Regions from separate parts of the Homo sapiens genome. Here regions 1, 3 and 4 are each linked to region 2. Evidence: chromatin loops called from intact Hi-C (ENCODE). Cell type or tissue: PC-3. All regions are shown on one strand. Region 1 overlaps ADGRG2 (adhesion G protein-coupled receptor G2). Region 2 holds the start of ADGRG2 (adhesion G protein-coupled receptor G2). Region 3 overlaps ADGRG2 (adhesion G protein-coupled receptor G2). Region 4 has its middle 9.2 kb from the start of PDHA1.

Region 1 (5,000 bases), 82 kb before region 2:
ATTTAGGATTAAAAAAATTGCTACCACTCAATACTGTACTACCTAACCAGATTTCCTGGTAAGTTATTTTAAAATATGGCTGCTATTAAGGCAATTAATCAAGTGATAAATTTCCTGTGGAATGACTCCACTTAAGCTAAGAAGTCAATCTACTACACACATTTTGCATATTTAAATATTTAAAAGATTCAATGGCTTGACCTCTACCTAAACATGGGAAAAGCAAACACCAACATTTTATAACTAAAATAAGTTTTGCAGTATGGAGCCTGATTTTCAGCTGGTATGGACCAAAGTTGGGTGTGTCAAGGCACTTTGGCTGGCCTGCTTTAGACTGCTCTTGTGTTGGCTGAAACACACACACCCTGTCTGTCCACATTATTGTTTCCATATTTTGTCATTTACTACATTTATTTATTTCTTAAATTACCAAGGATATTTCTTGAGAAGTAAGACAGTTCCTGAGCAATAAGATTCAAAGTGTAGATATAGAATCCTTTTTGCTCTTGGGGCAGAACAAAATAATTGGCCACAACTAGTTTTTAAGGAATGACTATTAATTCTTCCGAATGTTGATGAATGGTGACACTGTGCAAAGAAGAGACCTCTGGGCATGGCTGCCCATCCATCCCTTGATGCTACACTGGCTCTTACCTTCCAGTTTGCACTGCTCTCCCCCAGGGCACCCAGAAGCCAGGCTGTGACTAGACCCAGTGTGTCCCCCCAGAGTCCCATTCCCTATTCTATGCAAACAAGGTTTTGCAGATATCACCATGATTCAGTTTGCTAAGGACTATTCTATTGGAAGAAAAATATAGTGGTTCATTGTGCCCTAGAAGCTTAACAACTAGGGGGCAAATTGGCGAGATCAAAAGAGCTTGGACTTTGGAGGCCTGCAGTCCTGGGTTTGAATCTTTGCCCCATTACTCAAAAACTCGTAAAAATAATAGTTACCACTTACCAAGGGTTTACACTGTGCCTGGCACATATGTTATCTCATTCCGTCTTCACAACTACCCGACAACAGCTACTATTATTCTCCCTAATTTACAGGAGAGGAAACTGAGGCATGGAAAGGTTAAAGGAACTAGCCCAAAACCACACAGCTAGGAATGAAGGCAGGAAGGTGGTGGCCAAATTACAACTCAAGTCATCTGGCTCCAGAGAATGTGTGAACACGAGCATGTTTTATCCTCCCCAAGCCCCAGTTTCCTCATCTATAACACGAATATTTCCTATGCTGCAAGACTGAGAGGAGAACGAGGAGATGTCTGAAGGCTTCCAGATACATAGTAGTGCATGAGAAGTATAGCTATTGTGATTAATTGGATTTAAATAATGAATCAATAACAGTAGAAGCTCATTTGCACACAACTACAGAAAGAATGTGAGTTGACTCACTCCCCATCATAAAAGATTGTTCTGGAATAGATGGTGTACCCAAAAGAATACAGAAGTAGGAGTCAGAGAAGCCATGTGCTGCCTCTGTGTGATGTGGAGCAAGGAGCTGTGTGATCTTAGAGAAGTTCCTCAGCCACTCCAGGCTTCATTATCTCATCAACTAATGGACAGGGCTGGGTCACTTTATCCCTAAGGTCCCATTCCAGCTAGCAGTCTCGAATTCAGGTTCTGTTCCAGGCACTTGCCAATCTGGGTTCTAATGTATTTGCCTTCCCATTCTGGTGAGTGCTGGGCCCTTAGAATCCTAGTGAAAAATATCCTTTCAGTGGAGGTACTGAGGGTGTATATTTAAGTGAACATCTCATCTCATCTCCTCCCTTAAATGTAAAAACATCTGGCATGTTTATGTTCCTGATACTCTTCAAGAGACTTGTGAACTAGAATACTAAAAATAACTGCTGAACTTAAGTAATTACTGTAATGAAAACTAACAATTTAGTCCCCTGTGATTTGTTGCCTGGCTTTGTCCCGCAATATGGACGGATCAATATGACTGTCCTCTGGTCTATGCTTGCATTGATTTTTCAGGTGTAGGCTTAATGACCTAATTAAGCTTCTTGGAGGAAAACAATTTTGTTGTACCTGACTACATGCCATGTTTCATAGAGAACTTACAGAATAATATTTTCCTGAAATTCCCCAGAGTTCTAAAAAAACAACTTACCAGGTGGTGGTGACAAACTGGAATTATCAGTATCTTCTGTTGAGGAAAAGAGGTGATTCAGAATTAGTTTCATGAGGACTAAAATCAATAAAATTGTACTATATTAAGGATTTTTTGTCAAATAAGTAGGTTTCAGCTACTCATGTCACTAAAAAAAAGTATGTGAATGTTTATCAGCCTCACTACTGTAACAATTTCACTATCCATATGTACTCCATCCCATCATGTTATAAACCTCAAATGTGCACAATAAAATTTATTTTAAAAAATAAGATAAAATTAGTTTAATTTATGCACACATTTGTAGGAGATTAACATCTTTAATGGAAGTGAACGTAAGCTGAATTACAAATAGCTACCAAAAGAGGGCAGTATGTTAATTTACTATTATTTTCAACAGCCTAATCAATACTTTTTAACGTGTATGTTTGCATAAATTAAACTTCCATTAACTGTGCTGCTTTTGAGCACAGACGTTATATCTATTAAGCCATTTCTTTCTTATGAGTTAAGCTAGATCAGACACCTCTGGGTTTATAAACTACAAGAGCTGCTGAGTTATTTATTTGGGGAAAATGCTCAGATCTCTTAAAAGAAAAGTAATTCTATATTTCTATCTATGAAAATAATACATACATATTGGAGAAACGAGAAATTACAGATAAGCAAGAAGAAGAAAATAAAAACCATCTATAATTTCACCACTCAGAGAAAAATGACATTAACATGTTAGTATATATTATTTCTCTATGTGTGTATATATATTTACATATATAGATATATGCATGTGTTTATATGTGTATATATTTACATATATACAGATACATGCATATATGTTTATATGTATATATATGTATGTATAAGGATTATATCACACAAAAATATTTATAACTTGATTTTTCTCATGACAATATATCATGAACGTCATTCTATATCATCAAACAATTTTCCACAACACCATCTATGATGGCTGAATAGCACTTCAATTGTTGTATGTACTATTTATCTATATAACAAATTTCCTCTTAATGGGCATTTTGGTGTGTATGATTTTTCATGATTACAAACAATGCTGCAATAAATCCTTTGGGCTAAATTTTTACATACATATGTGGCTATTTCTTTCAGAAATTCCATAAATGTTGTTTGCAAAATGCCCTAGAGAAAACTTGGACCAATTTATACTACCCTTTAGAAGTGTTACATCCCCAAATACTGACCCACATGGGGTGTTATCTTATACATTAAAAAAATTAATTACAAAGGGATATTTTTACAATGTTATCTTGAGATACAATTAATAGGAAAGAATAAGTATGTTTGCAAACTAACATTGCACAGTGAAACATACCTGGTAGCCTCCAGGAGCCTATTTTCTTGAAATGATGGTAGGGTACTGATTGTTTTCTGGGATAATTAAAATCATAGTTCGGCTCGAAAGCAGGACTGAATGAGTGCCCAAGTTCCCCAATAACCCTGCAGCCAACAAGGCAAATGTAGGCAAGTGGCTAGGTGCTTTGGTGCCCTAATTTAATTGCAGTTACTTCTTCCTTAGTCTCTGTTCTTCTGTATCTCTCATGCTACTTTAATATTCCACTAATCTGTTGAGTTAGCTTTTAAAGGGTTAATTTTGTTTTTGAGACAGGGTCTCACTCTGTTGCCCAGGCTGGAGTGCAGTGGTGCGGTTGTGGCTCACTGCAGCCTCAGACATCCCAGGCTCAAGTGATCCTCCCACCTCAGCCTCTTGAATAGCTGGGACCATAGGTACGCACCACCACACCTGGCTAATTTTTTTATTTTATTTTTTGTGGAGATGGGGGTCTCACTATGTTGCCAGGGCTGGTCTTGAACTCCTGAGGCTCAAGCACTCACCTCGGCCTCCCAAAGTGCTGGGATTACAGGTGTGAGCCACCATGCCCAGCCTGAAAGGGTTAATTGAAAAAATACCTTTGGGAACACTGAAGGGGTCATCAGTCATTCACATCTTAGTATGAGTTCATTTGAATTGGGTGAATTCATCTGATCATCTAGCAAAGAGCTACCACACTGGGCAACGTGGGAAAGCCCTGGGTAAAATCAACATTCAATATGGACTACCCTCAGAATGACACCTGTCAGTGTGGGCAGGTAAAGTGAAGAAGGGCAGGCACCTGGCAAAGGCGGGGAGCAGGATGAAGGCACCTGGGAAGAGTTAGGTACCAGAGAAGAGGGATGGAGAGTGACGTCGAGGGGCAACAGAGGCTAACATTGCTTCACTGACAATTTTGCCCGGTGGATGGCCATAGTTCCAACCTTCTCCACTGCCAAATCTGTTGACCACAGCTGTGTACACACAGGGGGCTGATTTGAGTTTCACCTCTTTCTTACTTATTAGAAAAAAATGGACAAGTCAAGGGTAAGAGAAGAGCCAGAGCAGAGAAGGAAGTTTTCTGGGAAACTCACAAAACTGGTCCTCCATCCCTGAGTTTGATAGGCGTGGGCTTATAATCAAGAGCTGAAACTTGATCAAAATGTAGATAAGGCTGGGCGCAGTGGCTCACATCTATAATCCCAGCATTTTAGGAGGCCGAGGTGGGAGGATCACTTGAGGCCAGGAGTTCGAGACCAGCCTGGCCAACATGGCGAAACCCCGTCTCTACTAAAAATATAAAAATTAGCCAGGCGTGGTGGTGCACATCTGCAATCCCAGCTACTTGGGAGGCGGAGGCATGAGAACTGCTTGAACCCAGGAGGCGGAGGTTGCAGTGAGCTGAGATCACACCACTGCACTCCAGCCTGGGCGACGGAGCCAAACTCTGTTTCAAAAAAAAAAAGTAGATGAGGGGTTGGACCAGCCCAGGGCTGGTCTCTTTCATCATGAAATGTACAGGGCTCT
Region 2 (5,000 bases):
TACACACACCTGGAATCTGTGTTTTTTGGGCAAGATTTCTTCACAGACAAAATACTGATGCTGGCCCTGCCTTTCTTCAGTGTTTTTCAGTAGCTAAATATGCTCTATCCCCCTTTTAATGAAAGTCACCTTGCAGAGATGTGGGAGTGATAAAAGCAGAAGGGAATCCGATCCGGGCTGGCATCACGCTGAGGCCCTGTAAAAGAATACTCCTGAAAAGCTACAAAATTTGGCCACTTTTTGTTTTCCAGCTTTGCATTTGAGCTGTGAAAGCTGCCAAACCAAGCAATGTCCAGCTCATCTTAGATCTTAACTAAGCAAAATTTTATGAGATGCTAAATAGAGACTCCCCAATCCTTTGAAAATAACACACAACTTGTCAATAAACTTACAAAATTATTTCAATATCAAACTTAATTGTATTGTCTATCAATAATTAAGCTCCTAATAAACTGTTAACTGTTGATATTAATAAAGTAATAAATTTTGTCACACCATGCATGCCTGGGTATGCTCTTAGACTTATCTCTTCAGATAGCCAAAGAGGAGTTGAGAAAGATTGGAGATAACTGCAACATCTAGCTAGTCTTCCCTTAATAAACCTCTACTCTCCATCACCCACCATCTCAAACCCTGATCAAAAAATGGGTTCTCTTTCCACGTATGGTGACTATTAGGATCAGCTACATAATTTGTGGGACCCAGTGCAAAATGAAAAGGAGAGGCCCCTTGTTCAAAAATTAAGAATTTCAGCATTAAACCAAGTGCAGGATGCATGTCCATGAAGCCAGCCCTGCTATCAGATCATGTATTTGGCTAGAAAGTTGGTAAGAAAAGTAAAATATTTCGCTATTAAATGAGTAGTGAAGGAAATCAAATCATTTTACCCCAAAATATATTTCTTTGACATATTTTGAAATAGTTGACATATTTCTAAATATTGACGTATTTAGAAAGCCAGCCAGTAGAGCTAATGCAAAGCTGTCCTTGGTGCGGAAGATTTGCATTTGTAGAGAATCTGCACGGATGTAGCCAGGCTTTATCGAGGTCCTCCCTTGTCCAGATCTAAGAGAAATTAACTGAGGATCTGACCCCTTTAAAGGTCTGAAAGAAACATTTACTGTTTATTCTCTCTGAGGGCTGCCACCTGTGAGGTTTCATTGACATCTCCAGACCATTTTTGCTGGCCAAGCCTCCTCTTCTCCCCCTCTCACAACCTCTTTTACCACCATAACCTGTTTGGGGCCATGCGTTGAGACCCCTTTCTTTCTGTAACCTCAAGATAATCTACATGCTTCTGTACCCCATTGGGGGGCTGGGGGTAATCACTCTATTGTTCTCTCCCCGTGGACACATTAATACATTTGCATGCCTTTTCTCCAATCAATCTGTCTTTGTCAGTTAATTTTTCAAGCGAACCTTCAGGGGGCGAAGGGAAAGTTTCCCTTGGCCTTTATAGTAGCAAGTGTTTTTGCGTGCGTTTGGGGGTAGAGGTGGCAAAGAGGTATTAAAGCTATACATACTGTAAAGTCTTAGGACCTCGTCTCCCAATCTCCCACTTTTCCTAAGGTTTTCAGCCTGCTGGACAAAAAGTACTTCCGTAGGGCCTGCCGGATAAAGTGTGGTCCATGGAACAGCATCAGCAGCCACTGGGAGCTTCTTAGAAATGCAGACGCTCGGCCCCCACCCCAGACCTGCGGGATCAGAATCTCATTTTAACGGGATCCCTGGGGGATTATCGTGCACAGTACAGACTGTCACTGTCGAAGCAGCCACGGAAAACCTGTCCCCTGCTTCGTCTGGCTCTCGGGAGGTCAGCTCTCTTCTTCCCCCTCACTTTTTATCGGGTTTCGGAGCCTCGAAACTCGAGTCCCTGCCGAAATGCGCTCACTCCGAGACCACGAGCCCCCTCCTTCCCCGGCGTGCTCACCCCCTGGCTCCGGGCCGCCGCTCCGTCCCTCGGTGCCCGGGGCCACCTGTTCGGGGCCGCGCCGAGTGGTGCCGCCCCAAGCCGTCCGGGGCCCGGGCGCGTTCGCGCTCCGCCAGCACCGCCGCAGCCCGACCAGGCGCGCGGAGCCGGGCTCCCGGGAGTTGGCGTCTAGCACACCACCCGCGCGAGTCAGGCTCGTGGCTCAGTTTCCCGCGGGTTGGGGAAAGTACGGCTCCGTCCGAAGGTTTTGGAGACGCGCGTCTCCCCTTGGAGCCTCCTTTCCCACGGCGCGCGGGCTCCCCCAGTCGGGGAACTAGCCCCGGGGCTGGGAGCTACGCCTCCGCCTTTCAGGATGTTCCCGGGCCCCGGCTAGGAACAGCAGCCGGGCGGAAGGCGCGTTCGTCCCGCCGGCCCGCTGGCCCGCCGCCCTCCGGGGCTAGACGCTGCGCCCGAGCCTCCAGCGCCCGTGGCCGGCTGTGCGAGTCTGGGTCTCAGGACCCCAAGGGGCCAGACCCGTCCTGGCGCCGAGCGCTTACCTGCCGCTCGCGTCCTCGGGGCTGGCTGCTGGCGCCGTCCGGCCCGCCTTTTCCCCTCTCCGGGGCTGCGGCCCTCCTCCCCCCGCCCGCGGCCTCGGCGCCGCCCCCGCCGCTCCCGGCCCGCTCCGCCGCCAGCTCTCCAGCTGCCCAGCGCGGCGTGGCGCGTCGGGCGCTCGGCGGCGGCGAGGCTGGGCGCGGAGGTGGGGAGCGGGCGGGGCGCGGAGGGAGGAGGGGGAGCGGGCAGCGCGGCCGGCCGAAGCCGGGCTGGGAGCTCGGGGCAGGGGCAGGGGCCGGGGAGAAGCGGGGGCGGCGAGCTCGGCCGCCCACCCCACCGCAGCCGGGGGCCCCGCAGCGCTCCTGGGCTCCAGGCACTGCGGGACCCTCAGATGCCCGGCGTCCAGCCCAGCGAGCTCCTCCTTGGGGACCCCAACGGACCCCAACCTCCAGACTCAGCGGCTCACCTTTAGGGCTCGCCCCGGTACCCATATGCCCGTTTCAGTGTCGCACGCTGTAATGGGTGGGAGCCCCGAGGGCGCACTTCTACCAAGATATTCCTGAATCCGGAGATCAGATGTCAGACCACTTGAGAGGGGAATTTGGAGAGAGCAGTAAACGAGAAATGTCCCAGTAAAGGATTCAGTTCGATGGTTTTCCTGGTGAAGGACTGGAAATACACCGGGTTCCCAGAAACCGGGATCTCGGGCGCTCTGCCTGCTGGGGGTCGAGGTGGAGGGGGTATATAAAGTGAGTTGTCCCTGGTCCCCTCTACCTTTCTGTCTCAGCATCTCTCCTCCTGCATGGTCATAGAATAAAAACTAGATCTGGATAGGACTTACAGATCCCCTAAGCAATTTGTCAAAGTACCCTATTTTACAGATGGGAAAATGGAGGCTCAGTTCTACAATACGAATTAGTTGTAGAGACCAGGGAAAAAATAAGCGCTCTGAATTCCCTTTCCGGCTCATTTTACTGCCCCCCTCCCCCGCCGCCTTTATAGTCGAATAACACCTGTGTTTGCAAAATGCTTTGTCGTTTTAAAGGCATCGTTCTCTTTCGTTAAACCTGCGGGAGAATATACCATTTTTCCTTTACAACTAGAACAAAATTCTGGATTCTGAATTGCATTCACAGCCCTGGAGACGCGATGGTTATCAAGTGCAGATCTTTAAGGCATATCCTGGCTGACTCTGCCATTTTAGACACATGATGGGCGAGATGTATATTCTGCTTTGCAGGAGGGGTTGAATTTGTTTTGCAAACACCAGTTTATTAACACTCACAACATTCTAACTGAATAAATGAATGGACAGTCTTTTCAGAGAGACTTTTAACTGATTGGATTAAGGGAGAGTAGAGTCAGGAAGCTCATCCAGGTTACATAAATTAAAAGTTTTGATGAAGGGGAAAATGGTGTATTAAATAAACACACCCGGTATTACTCCAACGGGTTAAATTGGTTCCGTTTGAATGAACTTAACACGTATTTTTAACTTACATATAACTTTTGCATATTAACTTCTTTATTTTTGCTTTACATAGACCTCATACCTAAAGAATTTTCATACACCGCTAGTGGGAGTGTAAATTTTTACAAGCATTTTGGAAAACTCTTTGGCAGAATCTATTAAAGCTGAGAGTACAACTACCCTCTGACCAGCAATTCCCCTTCTGGATGTACACACAACCTCAATCAGTGTGTATGTTTACCAAAGGATATGAACTAGAATATCATACCAGTATATTTGCAATAGCCCAGATTGGAAATGACCCAGATGCCCACCAACAGAATGGATCGCAGACATTGTGATGGTATAGTCACAAAGCGGAATCCCAGACAGCAATGAGACTGCATGAACCACTGCTATGCTTAATATAGATGAACCTCTGAAACAATGTTGAGTGAAGAAGTCAGGCCCAAAAACACAGACACTATATGATTTTGTTTCTGTAAAGGATAAAACAGGCAAAACTAACCTATGCTGTTAGGATAGCGGTCACTGGAGAATAAGAAGGGCTTACAGGTAATGTCTGGCTTCTTGATCTGGGTACAGTTTAAACGGATCTATGAGCACTTTTCTGTATGTATGTCTCACGTCAATAACAAGTTAATATATGTCTATCTCATATTAACAGTTGCTTGAATTTCTAAAGTTAAGCGTGATACCAGAGTAAGTATGCTTTTCCTTTAAACAAACTTGCTGTTTAAAAAAGGACTTTAAGGCTCTTTGGGAGGCTGGGGTGAGGGGATTGCTTGAGCCCAGGAGTTCAAGACCAGCCTGAGCAACATAGTGAGACTCCATTTCTGTAAAAATAAAAAATAAAAAAAAATCAGCCAGGCATGGCGGTGCATGCCTGTAGCCCCAGCTATTGATTATTGTGAATAAAGGCAATATAAATATTCACATACAGCTTTTTGTGTGAATATAAACCTCTATTTCACTTAGGTAAATACCTAGAAGTAAGAGTGCTATGTCATATGGTAAGTTTAGCTTTATCAAAAACTGGTAGCCAGACACAGTGGCTTGCCCCTGTAA
Region 3 (5,000 bases), 110 kb before region 2:
TTTGTATTTTTAGTAGAGATGGGGTTTTGCTATGTTGGCCAGGCTGGTCTCGAACTCCTGACCTCCGATGATCTGCCCGCCTCAGCCTCCCAAAGTGCTGGGACTACAGGCGTGAGCCACTGTGCCTGGCCCAGAACACTTTTTAAAACATATGTGTATATAGATTTCTATGGCCCACTCCTCTGTGTTTGATTCAGCTGGTCTTGGGATGGGGCATATGTATTTTCTAAACTCTCTGGTGATTTTCATGGGCATCAAAGGTGGAGAAGTCCTCACCTACTCTCTGGCACAAGATCCATCAGTCTTGAGAGATCTAGGGAGGAACAACTAGAGGAGGAGCAACAAATTATTACCCAGGGAATATTTACTCAAGGAAGCCTCTGATCGATCTAGTGTCAGATGGAGACTTAGAACACCAACAAGAATGTGTTCTTAGAGCTTCTCTAGGGTGAGAAGAGGGAGGAATATTAGGTCAAGGGGCCTAAAGCAAGTCACATCTATAAAAAGAAAAGCCTGCTTGGTCCAGTCTGGCTGGTCACTTGGCCACAGGCCTCCCTGCATCCCCTGAGGTTCGGGGCAGTGAGGATAAAGGGTGTCAGACAGTCAGAAACATCATGAGTCAAAAAGCCTAGACTTGGCTGGGCACGATGGCTCACGCCTGTAATCCCAACACTTTGGGAGACCGAAGCAGTGGATCACCTGTGGTCAGGAGTTTGCGACCAGCCTGGCCAACATGGCGAAACCCTGTCTCTACTAAAAATACAAAAATTAGCCAGGCGTGGTGGCGGGTGCCTATAATCCCAGCTACTCGGGAGGCTGAGGCAGGGGAATCACTTGAACCCGGGTAGCGGAGGTTGCAGTGAGCCAAGATTGTACCACTGCACTCCAGTCTGGGTGAAAGAGCGAAACTCTGTCTCAGAAACAAACAAACAAACGAACAAACAACCTTCACTAGGGCTCCAGCTTTCACTACTCCTGTGGACAATTTACCCAACATCTCTCAGGCTCCATTCCCTAAACTGTACACTGTAGCAACCCACCTGGCCAAGTTGGGGTAAAGGTGCTTTGCAAAGTATACATTAAATTTTCTTCAGCTTATCTGGGGGCCTTCAGAAGGCCCCGTTCACTGGGCTCAACTGTGAAGAGGTTGCCTTCTACTCCTGTCATTTATGCTAGTCAGAGCCCTCCATCCACTGTGAGGCACACAGGGAAGCGGCAGAGCAGTGGTGGGCAATGCCAGCAGTACATCTGAACCCCTCAGAGTACCTCGGCACCGATGCCTGGGCTCCCACTCCAAACCAGCTGACCTGGAACCTCTGGCGGTGGGCGCAGTGCCCATTTTAATGCATGGCATTTTAATGTGCTTCTTTACTGCGGTGTAGCCTGCATAAAGTGTACTAATCTTAGATTTAGAGCTTGACGAATTTTATATATAATCACCACCTAGATCAAAGCAGAGCATTTCCAGCACCCTAGAAGGCCACCTTGACACATCAGTATGTTTTAAAAATACCCCAGGTATTTCTAATGTACAGTTAAACCTAAGAACCAACATATTAGAAAGACCCTGGGTGGGCATCTAATTCTAGCCCAGTGGTTCTCGAACTTGGCTGCACATTAGAACCACCCCACCCAGGAGTTTTTAAAAACTGGGAAGCCCAGGCCACATCCTACACCAGTCTCTGAGGGTGGGAGGCAGGCATCGATGTATTTTTGTTTTTATTTTTTATTTTTTATTATTTATTTATTTATTATTATTATACTTTAAGTTTTAGGGTACATGTGCACAATGTGCAGGTTAGTTACATATGTATACATGTGCCATGCTGGTGCGCTGCACCCACTAACTCGTCATCTAGCATTAGGTATATCTCCCAGTGCTATCCCTCCCCCCTCCCCCCACCCATCGATGTATTTTTAAATTCATTCATTCATTCATTCAGAGACAGGGTCTTGCTTTATCACCCAGGCTGGAATGCAGTGACATGATCATGACTCACTGCAGCCTCCACTCCCCAGGCTCAAGTGACCCCTCCTACCTCAGTCTCCCAAGCAGCTGGGACTACAGGTGTACATCACCCTGCCCGGCTAATTTTTAAAAACTGTTTGTAGAGACAGGGTCTCACTATGTTGCCCTGGCTGGTCGCGAACTCCTGGCCTCAAGCAATCCTCCCACCTCGGCCTCCCAAAGTGCTGAGATTACAGGCGTGAGCCACCATGCCCAGCTGCATCAATGTTTTTAAAACGCTCCAGAGGATTTCAACATGCAGCCAGGATTGAGAACCACTAGCACTGCTCTACAGTCTCTATACAGACCCTCGGTGCTCAAAGTGGGGTCCATGAACCAGCAACACTGGCTTCACCTGAGGAGCTTGTCAGAAATGCAGACTTTCAGGCCCAGGCCTTACTGGATCAGAATCTGCATTTTAACAAGATCCTGAGTGATGGATGTGCACGGTGATATTTGAGAAGTGTTGATCCAGTCCATTTCCTAATTTTACAGAGCTCTAACTCACTTCTTCATTTGATCTGAGATGCTGAAGGTAAAAAAGCATCTGCTCTGGAACACGGATACACAGCTAGTTAATGACTGAGCCCTAACTGGACATCAGTTTCACATCCTGACCCCTTTTCTATTCCTGTTTCTTCTTCTTAACCACTAGGGGCAGCCACTAGGGGTCAGTGGGGCTGCGTCAAAAGAGGGATGCTCTTCTGATCCGATCCCAATGCTTCCAGAAACTCTATCCCCAAAATGGGGCTCAATGCTCCAGCTTAATGGGGCATGTGAAGCTGAATGGGGCATGTTACTCTTTACTTTCTATTGCAGAAAATCCTGCTACAAATCCTTAACCAAAGACTTTTACCTGTTCCTCAAGGTCCAACGTTTTAATATTAGTATATCCCAGAAATCTGGCCCACAAAGGGCAGACAGGCTACACTTAGCCTTCTCTTCCCATCTGAGAAGCTACACAGATTTTTTTAAGTCCTTTTTTTCCAAATACAATTTTTATCTGATTGTAGAAGAATATAGAAAATGCTGCAAAGTAAGAAAGAAAAGAAAAAGTAAAAAAAAAAAACAAACAAAACTCATAATGCCAGCAGGCAGGTCACTCATGGGGAACCACAGTGAACATTTTCATTCCTGTCCTCCCTGTTTTTTTCTATGTATACACCTGTGGTCACATCATGTGTGACTTTCAGAGTCTTTTGCTGTTTTGGAGCACCCATCTCCCAGTTTCCCTCCATTGGAGCAATGATTTTAAGGCATCAATTCTCAACTTTGGTTGCACATTAGAATCGCCAGCAGGGCTTTTATTTTTATTTTTATTTTTATTTTTTTTGAGACAGCGTGTTGCTCTGTTGCCCAGGCTGGAGTGCAGTGGCATGAACATAGCTCACTGCAGCCTTGAGTTCCTGGGCTCAAGTGATTCTCCCACCTCAGACTACAGGCACGTGCCACGATGCCCAGTTTTTTGTTTGTTTGTTTGTTTGTTTTTTTTTAATTTTTTAGTAGAAATGAGATCTCACCCAGGCTGATCTTGAACTCTTGAGCTCAAGCAGTTCTCCTACCTGGGCCTTCCAAAGTGCTGAGATTACAGGCGTGAGCTACCTTGCCTGGTCCAGAAGGGCCTTAATGCCTAGGCTATATCCCAGGCCAATTAAATCAGAATCTCTGAGCCTGGTGACTGGGAATCAGTATTTTTTTTTAACTTTTTATTGGAACTAATTTTAGGTTTACAGAAATACTATAAAAACAATACAAACAGCTCTGTATACCTCCCACGCAGCTTGGTCACCCAGTGTTAACATCTAACATCCAGAATTAGACCCAAATGTCTATCAAAATTTAGTATAAGACAAAGGTGACATCTCAGATCACTGGGGAAAAGATGAACTTTTTCGTATTTAACTACATAAAATTGTTTCAAAATTTCCATGACAAAAAACATGATAAAGTCAAAAGACAACTAAAATACTGGGAGAAAATATTTGCAACATATACCATAGATATGCATATAAAGAGCTAATATGCACAATATATGAAGTACTTTTTTTTTTGAGACGGAGTCTTGCACTTTCACCCAGGCTGGAGAGCAGTGGCGCAACCTCGGCTCACTGCAAGCTCCGCCTCCCAGGTTCATGCCATTCTCCTGCCTCAGCCTCCTGAGTAGCTGGGACTACAGGCGCCCGCCACCATGCCCGGCTAATTTTTTTTTGTATTTTTAGTAGAGCTGGGGTTTCACCGTGTTAGCCGGGATGGTCTCGATCTCCTGACCTCGTGATCCGCCCACCTTGGCCTCCCAAAGTGCTGGGATTACAGGCGTAAGCCACCGTGCCCGGCTAAAGTACTCTTAAATAATGGATCAGATATCAATTAGAAAAAATACAGAAAAGACATGTACATGTAATTCACAAAAAGATACAAAACAGCCCCCAAATATATGAAAAAATGTTCAGACTCTGCCTTAGTAAGGAAATGTTGATTAAAGTAACACTGAGCTACCATTTCTCACCTATCAGACCGTCAAACATGTTTTTAAAATGACAAAACATTTAGTTGGTGAGTCTTGGGAGTCAGTGTTTTTAATGCTCCCCAGGTGATTCTAATGTGCAGCTAAGATTTCAAACCACTGGTTTAAGGCAGTGGTCCAAGTGGAAACTTCATACTGCAGAAAACTGCATTTTCCCTAAAATTGAAAGCCTTCTTTACTCCCAAAATTCTAAAACTCCTTAGCTAGCATGGTGATTTTTTTTTTTTTTTTTTTAAGGAGAAGGGTCAGCATGTTTGTTACATACCACTGAAGCTTTTCCAACTCTTCTGGGGAGGAAGGGCAGGGTATCCTGACAGAACAGCAGCAGTGTTCTAGGAGAGACAAAAGGAAAAGGAGTAAGAAAAATGCACGGTCAAGAACAAAGCAAGGTGGCAGCTCAGAACCATTAAGTATCACGGTTCCTACACTGCATTTAAAAGAGCAATTGTCTAAAACAGGTGATAAAAT
Region 4 (5,000 bases), 210 kb after region 2:
GCCTTAATAGGTCCTGGTAAGAACTCTGGCTTTTACTCTAATTGCAGTGGGAAAGCACCGGTGCGCATTAAGCAGGGGAGGGACAAGATCTGGTTTATGCTTTTGGAAGACACCCTTGACTGCCGCATAGAGAGTGGACAGGAGCAGGACAAGGCTGCTACTTAACCTCCGCAAGAAGCCCAGATGAGAGACATGGACAAGCGTGGCCCAACTAGGTGCAGAGGTGGAGGCAGTGACAGACGCAGTCCTGTTTAGAAGAAGGCTCTAGAACTGTGTGGGAAAGCTCAGGTGCCGTGGAGCACAGCTGAGGAGTGGCGGTAGTGTGGCACTCAGGGCTTTGCAAAGCTCCAGGGTGTGAAGCGGTGACTGATGACAGAGACCATGAATGCCAGGGCGCTGGACACCCATTTTGATTTTTAAATAGGCTAATACGGCATCTTGTAACATCCCTGCGAGTCAAAGCCCAGGGCCCCAGGAGTTCCCAGCTGTGTGAGCAATGCAGACCAGGGGCCAAAGCGCAGCCCAGTGCCAGGAAGAGCCCTGGATTTGTCTTTGACCAATCCCTAATCAGTGGCTGATGCCTAAAACACCACCATTTGAGATTTCTTTGGAGTTTAGGTCTTTAGCTGGGAAGAAAACGCAAATTCCCTTCCCAAAGGCAAAACAGAAGGTGGTGAGGGAGACTGGACCTGAAGTTAGCAGTGTGACCGTGAACTTGAGGGCAGTCAGACGGAGAGGCCGGTCAGGACAGAAGATTCGGATTTCCGATTTAGAAACAGCTTTCGGGCTGTGGAACTGGAAATAATCAGGGGTACATTAGCTGGTGAGCCTCCAGGAAAGCAGGCTTTGATGGAATGAGGGAACAGGACTCTGTGGCTTCGGGGGATCTCAAAAAGGAGGAGGCAGCAATTAGCACCAGAAAGAGCCTCCAGCTGGCAGGAAGGGAGCTTGGCTGCTTCCCAGGTTTCCTAAGCGAGCTCCAGCCTGGCCTCGAGTGTGTCTGGTCTGCAAATCACCGGGCCCTTGCCTTGTCCTTCTGCAGCTGCTGGTGCAGCCCAGCCTTGGGCAGAGTGAGACACTCCCTTCTGGGATGAATCCTGTGGGGACCCTAAAGGCAGCTTTTCCAGGCTCCTCTGGGCCATCAACCCAGTTAATTGGAAAACCATGTTCCTGAATAACTAAGTTACTGAAATAGTTTCAATAGCTTCTGAAAGCACAATCAAACCTAATTTTCTTACTGAGTTTCTTTTTTTTGAGACAGGGTCTCACTCTGTCGCCTAGGCTGGAGTGCAGTGGTGCAATCTCAGATCACTACAGCCCGGGTTCAAGTGATCCTCCCACCTCAGCCTCCCAAATAGCTAGGACTACAGGTCTTACTTTTTAAAAATAAACTTAATTTTGCTTATGTTTTAGTTCACTATTTTTTAAAAAAAATCTCAACTTGAAGGCATTGAAAAGAACATCGTTATTCCAGTCTTGATCACATTTCCCCCTACCCGTCCAACTGTCTCAGCCTCCCAAGTAGCTGGGACTACAGGCGCCTGCCACCACGCCCAGCTGGTTTTTGTATTTTTAGTAGAGACGGGGTTTCACCATGTTGGCCAGGCTGGTCTCGAACTCCTGACCTCAGGTGATCTGCCACCTCGGCCTCTCAAAGTACTCAGATTACAGGCATGAGCCACCATGTCCAGCCTCACGTTTTTAATTCATTCTTCCTATTATGCATCAACTACTGTAGTAGAGGTTGAGGAGATTGAAAAATTAGATTATTTGATTTCTGCCCCAGAGGATCTACTACTGGTAGGAATAATGTGCAAACAAGTCATTAAAATGCAAAGAATAAGCCCTATATTAAGATATATTCAAATCATATGTACTAAATTTTAACTTACATTTTAATTTACCAAGTAAATAAATTCTATAAGTTTATCACCATGTATTAATATGGTTCTTGACTAAATTCCAAGAGAATTCCAGACACGTGACAAATTTTCTCATTATGTTACAGCACCACCTGTGGAATTCTTATGTAACTGCAGAGCTGGCTTTTTATTTCTTATGTTAGATGTGGACTTTTTACATAATTGCATAACAATTTTTAATTTGTTGTGTTAGAGTGTCATCATGTGGAATTTTGTGTAATTGCAGAATATATTTTTGTATCTCTTATGTTAGAATGCCCCCTGTGGGGTTGTCATGTAAATTGCAGGATTGTAGGGCAGATTTTTTTTTTTTTTTTTTTTTTTTTTTTTTTTTTTTTTTTGAGACAGGTTCTCACTGTCGCCTGGGCTGGAGTGCAGTGGCGCCATGCACTCGGCTCACTGCAGCCTCCACCTCCCAGGCTCAGGTGATCCTCCCATCAGTCTCCAGAGTAGCTAGGACTACAGGTGCACACCACCACGCCTGGCTAATTTTTTGTACTCTTTATTTTATTTTTATTTTTTTTGAGACGGAGTGCAGTGGCGTGATCTCAGCTGACTGCAATCTCCAACTCCCTGGTTCAAGCGATTCTCCTGCCTCAGCCTCCCGAGTAGCTGGGATTACAGGCACGCGCCACCATGCCCAGCCAATTTTTGTATTTTTAGTAGAGATGGGGTTTCACCATGTTGGCCAGGCTGGTCTCAGAAGCCTGACCTCGTGATCCGCCCACCTTGGCTTCCCAAAGTGCTGGGATTACAGGCGTGAGCCACCGCGCCGGGACATATTTTGTACTTTTGTAATAGAGATGGGGTTTCGCCATGTTGGCCAGACTGGTCTCCAACTGCTGGCCTCAAGTGATCCGCCTACCTTGGCCCCCGCAAAGTGCTGCGATTACAAACGTGAGCCACCGCACCCGGTGAGATTTTTTTCTTTTTTCTGTTTGAAATAGTCTGGCTCTGTTGTCCGGGCTGGGGTGTAGCGGTGTTTTTCTTATTAATGAGATTGGAGTGCCACCTAGTAACATTTTCTTGTAATTGCACACAGATATGTTTTTCTTATTACTCTGATTACATCGCCCCCTGATGGAATTTGCCTGCAATTGCTTATGAGGGTCTTCCCTATTACTCAGGTTAGAGTGCCACCAGGTAGAATTGTCGCGTAATTGCAGGACAAATATGTTTTTCCCACTATAGTGGTCCCTGCCAACCCTTATCTTCAGGGGATATGTTCCAAGTCCCCCAGTGAATGCCTGAAACTTTTGAATAGTACTAAGCTCTCTGTATACTGGCTTTTTCCATCTAATCACCAAGATGGCTAAGTGACGAATGAGGGGTAGCATATTCAGTGTGGATACCGTGGACAAAGTACTGATTCACAGCCTAGGCGGGACAGAGCAGGACGGTGCGAGGTTTCATCACATTACTCAGAACAGTATGTAATTTTAAACATGAATTGTTTATTTCTAGAATTTTCTGTTTAATATTTTTGGCAGAGGTTGACCGTGGATAACGGAAACTGCAGAAAGCAAAACCGTGGATAAAGGGGACGGCTGTACGCAGGTTAGTGAGTCACCTGGTGGAATTTTTCTGAAACTGCAGAACAGATCTGTTTGTTATTTCTCATGTTGGAATGCCACCTGGCGGAATTGTCCTTTGTTAAAAAGTACATCTATGGTCCTCAAACTTGGCATCCAAAATACCTGGAGAGCTTGTTATTTTATTTTATTTCTGAGACAGGGTCTTGCTCTAGCACCCAGGCTGGAGGGCAGTGGTGTGATCACAGTTCACTGCAGTCTTAACCTCCCAGTCTCAAGCGATTCTCCTGCCTCAGCCTCCCAAGTAGGTGGGACCACAGGTGCACCACCACGCCCAACTAATTTTTGTATTTTTAGTAGCAGTGGGGTTTCACCATGTTGGCCAGGCTGGTCTCAAATGCCTGACCTCAAGCAGTCCTCCCACCTCAGCCGCCCAAAATGCTGGGATTACAGGCGTGAGCCAACGTGTCCAGCCCGGAGAACTTTTTAAATCAAAGATTGCAGGTTTCCACTCCCAGAGTTTCTTATTCAGGAGGTTTGGGATGGGGTCTGGGAACGTGCATTTCTAACAGATTTCCCAGTTTGTGTTGATGCTGCTTGTCTGAGGTGCACTTTGAGAATTACTAAGTCCTCAACTCCTTAAATTTTAGTTGCCCACATAAGTGGGTTCTTTCCTATATGATTTTCGCAATTCTTTCATCTTTGAAGAACTGTAGAGATTTGAAATCTTGGCTTTCTGGAGCCTTTCCAAAGAACTCAGGATACCTTTTTTTTTTTTGAGTTGGGGTCTCACTATGTTGCCCAGGCTGGTCTCAAACTCTGTGCTCAAGTGATCCTCCCGACTCCTGAGTAGCTGGGACCACAGGCATGTGCCACTGTGTGCAGCTCGGGATATCTTTTGATTAAATCTACCAGTTGCTTTTGAAAACAGTTTTTACAACCTGATCTAAGTCACTTTACAATGTAGGGTTTTGTCTGGTTTTTATAGCCCTGCATCCTAGAATAGGCACTCTTGAAATATCTGTTGGACGAGTGAATGAATGTGGCCCTTTGACACCATGTCAGTTGGATAAATAGGGTTGTGTCCCACAATTAAAGCAGATGAAGCTCTTTGTCTCCTTCCTTCTCTATAACCTATTATGCTACAAAAAAAGAAGTCATAGACAGAATTCTATCCAGATCATTTATTTATGCAGGCACAAAATGTGCCATACATCCTGTTCCCTTAAGCTTGGCAAGGGCCTGTTCTCTCCTTCTGGGAACCGTGACAAGCTTCTTCATGAAGTGTTGATCCCAGGCAGACCCAAACAGGTGGCTTGTCAGACGGTTAGACTCTATTCACACGAGGGCTGGCGGCCCTGAGAGTCTTTTGAGCCAACTGCATATATATATATTTTTTTGAGACGAAGTCTCACTCTGTCACCCAGGCTGGAGTGCAGTGGCGTGATCTCAGCTCACTGCAACCTCTGCCTCCTGGGTTCAAGTGTACCCTCCCTGGCTCAGTGTAACCCGCACGGACCTAGGGGGACTGAACAAAGGGGACTGA

Evidence for each region. Peaks named below come from ENCODE experiments on the same cell type or tissue, not always from the same donor. Only the 100,000 strongest peaks of a DNase experiment are listed, where the experiment ranks them.
Region 1: it touches region 2 in a loop (4-fold over the local background); 2 of 110 quality-filtered maps call a loop at or near these places.
Region 3: a loop joins it to region 2, with 5 times the contacts of the local background. A loop is called at or near these places in 2 of 110 quality-filtered maps.
Region 4: a loop joins it to region 2, with 6 times the contacts of the local background. A loop is called at or near these places in 4 of 110 quality-filtered maps.

Annotation. Positions count from the first base shown.
Region 1 is chrX:19,038,064-19,043,063 of GRCh38, forward strand. It overlaps ADGRG2 (adhesion G protein-coupled receptor G2), which reads right to left. Exons shown (of 29, transcript NM_001079858.3): 4 at 2,126-2,161. All of the region lies in intron 2 of LOC101928415 (a long non-coding RNA gene), which reads left to right. Among named protein-coding and RNA genes, the nearest start is that of PHKA2, 56 kb to the left of the region's middle. In PC-3, CTCF peaks have their summits at 2,510 (motif pointing right) and 2,529 (motif pointing right); no DNase peak of the experiment used is centred here.
Region 2 is chrX:19,119,976-19,124,975 of GRCh38, forward strand. It overlaps ADGRG2 (adhesion G protein-coupled receptor G2), which reads right to left and starts at 2,493. Exons shown (of 29, transcript NM_001079858.3): 1 at 2,467-2,493. In PC-3, a CTCF peak has its summit at 2,262; no DNase peak of the experiment used is centred here; H3K4me3 peaks cover 1,576 bases; H3K27me3 peaks cover 2,021 bases.
Region 3 is chrX:19,014,802-19,019,801 of GRCh38, forward strand. ADGRG2 (adhesion G protein-coupled receptor G2) reads right to left here. Exons shown (of 29, transcript NM_001079858.3): 15 at 4,798-4,864. All of the region lies in intron 2 of LOC101928415 (a long non-coding RNA gene), which reads left to right. Among named protein-coding and RNA genes, the nearest start is that of PHKA2, 33 kb to the left of the region's middle. In PC-3, a CTCF peak has its summit at 2,683 (motif pointing right); DNase peaks (open chromatin) are centred at 2,000 and 2,670.
Region 4 is chrX:19,332,209-19,337,208 of GRCh38, forward strand. No RefSeq gene overlaps it. Among named protein-coding and RNA genes, the nearest start is that of PDHA1, 9.2 kb to the right of the region's middle. In PC-3, CTCF peaks have their summits at 2,085, 2,985 (motif pointing left) and 3,185; DNase peaks (open chromatin) are centred at 2,093 and 3,013.